2 separate regions of the Homo sapiens genome follow, and region 1 is linked to region 2. A link is an interaction called in ENCODE POLR2A ChIA-PET data of the cell type or tissue named here. Cell type or tissue: OCI-LY7. All regions are shown on one strand.

Evidence for each region. ChIA-PET counts read pairs that join two places held together with the same protein. Peaks named below come from ENCODE experiments on the same cell type or tissue, not always from the same donor. Only the 100,000 strongest peaks of a DNase experiment are listed, where the experiment ranks them.
Region 1: POLR2A ChIA-PET joins it to region 2 with 6 read pairs; 2 of 35 experiments call an interaction of 5 or more read pairs at or near these places.

The regions. Positions count from the first base shown.
Region 1 is chr7:102,023,463-102,025,962 of GRCh38, reverse strand. All of the region lies in intron 2 of CUX1 (cut like homeobox 1), which reads right to left. Among named protein-coding and RNA genes, the nearest start is that of CUX1, 210 kb to the right of the region's middle. In OCI-LY7, no CTCF peak of the experiment used is centred here; no DNase peak of the experiment used is centred here; H3K27ac peaks cover 1,357 bases.
Region 2 is chr7:101,777,487-101,779,986 of GRCh38, reverse strand. No RefSeq gene overlaps it. Among named protein-coding and RNA genes, the nearest start is that of CUX1, 39 kb to the left of the region's middle. In OCI-LY7, no CTCF peak of the experiment used is centred here; no DNase peak of the experiment used is centred here.

The DNA of each region.
Region 1 (2,500 bases), 250 kb before region 2:
TCAAGCGATCTGCCTGTCTTGATCTCCCACAGTGCTAGGATTACAGGTGTGAACCACTGCACCTGGCCACTGTACCACAAGTTTTTTGACAAATATCATCACAGCCCACGTTATTTTGTATTGTGATCCTGTAGAAACATTTGGTCAAGAAGCATTATAATTTCCCTTTTAACTATATACTGTTCCAAAGGATGCATTTCTAAACGTGATACCATTATTTCCTTGGAGAAGTCAATCCTGTTACTTCCTCAACTAGATGATTTTCTATTTTTTTACACCAGGCTCCAGGACAAAAAATAATCAGATTCTTTACCAATCTTTTTTTTTTCCCACCTAAGACGGGGTCTGGCTCTGTCACCCAGGCTGGAGTACAGTGGCATGATCTCGGCTCACTGTAACCTCCACCTCCCGGGTTCAAGGGATCCTCTCACCTCAACTTCCCATGTAGCTGGGACCACAGGCATGCGCCACCACACCCGGCTAGTTTTTGTATTTTTCGTAGAGACAGGATTTCACTATGTTGCCCAGGCTGGTCTTGAACTCCCAGGTTCAAGCGATATGCCTGCCTTGGTCTCCTGAAGTGCTGTGGATTACAGGCGTGAGCCACCATGCCTGGCCACCAATCTCTTTTTATATAAATAAGGCTATCTGTGGTCAGCACCAATAATAGTCCGCCAGAGATAACCACGTCCTCATAGCTGGCGCCTGTGAATGTGTTAGATTGCAATGGTAAAAGGGGCTTTTGCAGATGGGATTATGTCAGGGATCATGAGTCAGGAGATGACCCTGGATTATCCAGGTGGGCCCAGTGTAATCCCAGTGCTCCTAGTAAGAGACAGGCAGGAGGCTCAGAGTCAGAGGAGATCTGAGGACCGACGCAGAGGTCGGAATGCTATAGGAATGCCGGCAGCGCGAGAGGCTGGAAACTGCCAGGAAACTGATTCTCCCCCAGAGCTTCTAATAGGAACACAACTCTGGCTGACACCTTGATTCCAGCCTGGGGAATCCATCCCACTTTGGACTCCTGAACTCGAGCACTGTCACATGATAAATTTCTGTTGTTTTAAGCCACTCGGCGCATGGCAGGTTGCGACAGCAGCAACAGGAAGCTAACACATCACCGCATTTCACCCACTGTGCTTTTCAGAAAGGTAGAGGACAACATATAACACAAAGGGTAACAAGGGAAAAGAGTGTGGAAGGCGTAAAGAATGATGGGGGAAGATTACTATGATCCCAGCAGGGTCCAGGGAAAACGACCATGGGGCCTGGCACACAGTGGGGACTCAAAAGACATGGAAAGGGTGCATGAGGGAATGAATGGAAGAATAGCTATGGCTGGGCACGCTGGCTCACACCTGTAATCCCAGCACTTTGGGAGGCTGAGGCAAGTGGATCACCTGAGGTCAGGAGTTTGAGACCAGCCTGGCCAGCATGACGAAACCCCATCTCTACTCAAAATATAAAAATAAGCTGGGCGTGGTGGTGCATGCCTGTAGTCCAGGTTACTCAGGAGGCTGAGGTGGGAGGATCGCTTAAACCGCGGAGGCAGAGGCTGCAGTGAGCTGAGACTGCACCAATGCCCTCTAGCCTGGGTGACAGAGTGAGACTCTGTCTCAAAGAAAAAACAAAAAAAGGCTTAACAAGGGCTCAGATTCAGAGGGGAAGGAGACAAGTCAGATGAGGTCATGGAATGAGAAAGCTGGTGTGGCTGAGAGATTTCAGACTGTAGCAGAGAAATGGAAGAGGGCAGAGCTGGATGGAGGAGAGCAGGGGGCTGGGGCGCAGGGGCAAGGCCAGGCCCTGAATGGCAGTGTGCCTTAGCAGGCATGCTCCTGGGTTACCCCCAACCCTGCCAACCTGGCACAGGGCCAGCCTCACGCAAACACCAGCTCTGAGAAGTACAGGAGATGATACAATTATTTCTATATTCTGTTACAGCATTCCAGAAAGGCAGAAGGGCTATGCCTTTTATCATGTCCTTAAATAAAGCAAACTCCTCTCACCCTATCCATGTATTTTTTTCCCTTTTGAGCATATTCATGTCTCCTAACAGACCTACAAAAATAACCTTTTTGATATTAAAGCTACGTGTGTTTGTACACACACTCACGCACGCACACATATTTAAAGACAGTTGAAGAGGGAAAAACCACTACATACTCACACGTATCATACACAAACTGATATATATGTACTTCAAGCTGCCAGCCAAAAATCACTCATTCTAATTTCATCTTTGGCAGTTTGAGAAATTCCCGATCCAATTCTGCTGCCTGCAAATATTATTCAGTTTTGTACTAAACTAAGAAGAAAGATACAAAGATGTTCAATTCTGGCCAGGCACGGCGGCTCACGCCTATAGTCCCAGCACATTGGGAGGCTCCCCACCTCAACCCGGGTGGTTGAGGCTGCAAGTGAGCCAAGATCATGCCATTACACTCCAGCCTGGGTAACAGAGAGAGACTCTGTCTCAAAAAAGATGCTCAATTCTGACCCA
Region 2 (2,500 bases):
CCGGACTTTTTTTTTTTTTTTTTGAGACAGAGTCTCGCTCTGTCACCCAGGCTGGAGTGCAGTGGCTCAGTCTTGCCTCACTGCAACCTCTGCCTTCTGGGTTCAAGCGATTCTCCTGTCTCAGCCTCCTGAGTAGCTGGGATTATAGGCACATACCACCAGGCCCAGCTACTTTTTGTATTTTTAGTAGAGACGGGGTTTCACCATGTTGGCCAGGCTGGTCGCCAACTTCTGACCTCAGGTGATCCACCCACCTCGGCCTCTCAAAATGCTGGGATTACAGACGTGAGCCACCGCGCCTGGCCCAAGGCTGGCTTATTCTTTCAAAGCAACTCAGAGTGACTAGCACATCCCTAAGCGTGGCTCCATGCCATGTGCTGATGTGAGAACTCAGGGTAGAGCCCCATTTGCAGGCCTGAAGGGGACCTCCACTTGCCGGGTTGAGGCTGCAGCCAGCTAGAATTGAAGATGCTGAAGGACCTGTGACCATCGGAATGCTGGGTTTGGTCAGGGTCTTGGCATTCTTACTTGCAGCTGCCACTCCTAGACAAGAAGCCCAGCATGGGGGGTTGGCTCAGTGAACAGGGACTGTGTGTCCTGGAACCACAAACATTCCTTTAAGGAAGGAGAAGAACATTGCTGACTGCCTCCTGCCTTTTTTTTTTTTTTTTTGAGACAGGGTCTTGCTCTGGCACCCAGGCTGGAGTGCAACGGCATGATGGTAGATCCCTGCAGCATCCAACTCCTGGGCTCAAGTGACTCTCCCACCTTGGCCTCCCAAAGCACTGGGATTACAGGCGTGAGCCACCATGTTTGGCCCTAACTGGCCTTTTAGATGAGATAATGGGGCAGGCTGCAGCCTAGATGAGCCAGAAGGGACACTTGGCTGTTGGTTCCAAGCAGAAGGTAGTGAAGGTCCTACTCTGGGACTCCCATCAAAGCTCGATCATGAGGCTAGGTGCTGTGGCTCAAGCCTGTAACCTCAGCACTTTGAGAGCAAAAGAGGGAGGATTGTTGAGGCCAGGAGTTCGAGCCAGCCTGGGCACCATAGCCAGACCCCCATCTCTACAAAAATAAGTAAGTAAATAAATAAATAAATATTAAAGAAAAGATTCAATCATGGACTGTGGGGCATAGAATGACTCGACTCTCTCCTGCTCGGACCAGAGGTGAGAGAAAAGAAGTGAGCTTGCTTCTCCTGTTTCCAGCGTCTAAGATCCATCTACTGCTTGGAGGTAGAAGGAGAGAAAAATGAGAAAAGAAAGAGGAAGGAAGGTGGTGGCCGGGCGCAGTGGCTCACACCTGTAATCCCAGCACTTTGGGAGGCCAAGGTGGATGGATCACCTGAGGTCAGGAGTTCAAGACCAGCCTGGCCAACATGGTGAAACCACGTCTCTACTAAAAATACAAAAATTAGCTGGGCATGATGGCGGGAGCCTGTATCGCAGCTACTGGGGAGGCTGAAGTGGGAGAATCGTTTGAAGGGCAGGTGGGGGCTGCTTCGGAGGGTCTGCGGTGGATGGCTGCGCTGCCTACGCTCTTGGGCCCTGCTCCTCGGTGGGCCAACCCCTGCCTCTCTGCCAAAGCCACCAGCCTGTGCCAGGGATGGATCCTCGGGCTTCCCTGCCGCCCTGCTGGCCTGCCAGCCTCCGCGACAGCCTTTTTCTCGTTCTGCTCGTTTCTGAAGCTTCCATTCCAACGCTTTTTGCACAGATGCCTCATGCATCAGTCCAATGCTAAAAAGATGCAGTAAGTGAAATTTTTGCCATATGTTAATACACATGTTTCAGTTTCCATAAATGCTCAGTGTGGTTTTTATGGTACGCGGGATGGTGGTGTTTATACTGTTTTGAGGGGCTTTGAATTCAAATGTGCAAATGATTTTTTTACAAGATGTGATTCGAGGGAGAGCCACAGTTGGGGTCGCCTGCCATCCAGATGGAGGAGGCTTTCGGCTGTTTTGAGTCTGCCACTTGTGACTCTGGGTAAAACCCTTCCATCCCCCGGCACCCTCTTCCTCTTCCTGCTCCCATCGCTGTGTGCCCGGTCCCGGGCTGGTTGGAGGAGTTGACCAAGGCAAGGGTATTTGGGGATCAGGGTGTGTATCATACCCTGATGGACAATCATCCAGGCCCTCACATCCCAAGTGTGACCAGATAAGCTGGTGGGACTGGGAGGAGGGGATGTCACAAAGGAAGGAAGAGGAAGGAGGAAAAGTTGCAGAAGACTGAGGGGATCACTGGAGATGCCAAGGTGTCGGGTTGGCTGAGTGTGGGTTTGTATGAGGAAAAGCTGGAGGTAAGATAGGACGGGTGGAGGGGGGAGAGCTGGCCCAATCCAGCCTCCCCTCTCACCTCTGCCCGGCTAGTGCTGTAAGTACTGCAGGCGTGCTCACTGCAGCGTGGACAGACCTCCATGCCTTCATGCGAGACGCTCTCTCTGCAGAACCTCCTTCTCCCATTTTCCAAACCTGCAAAATCCTTCCTGATCTCTCAAGTTC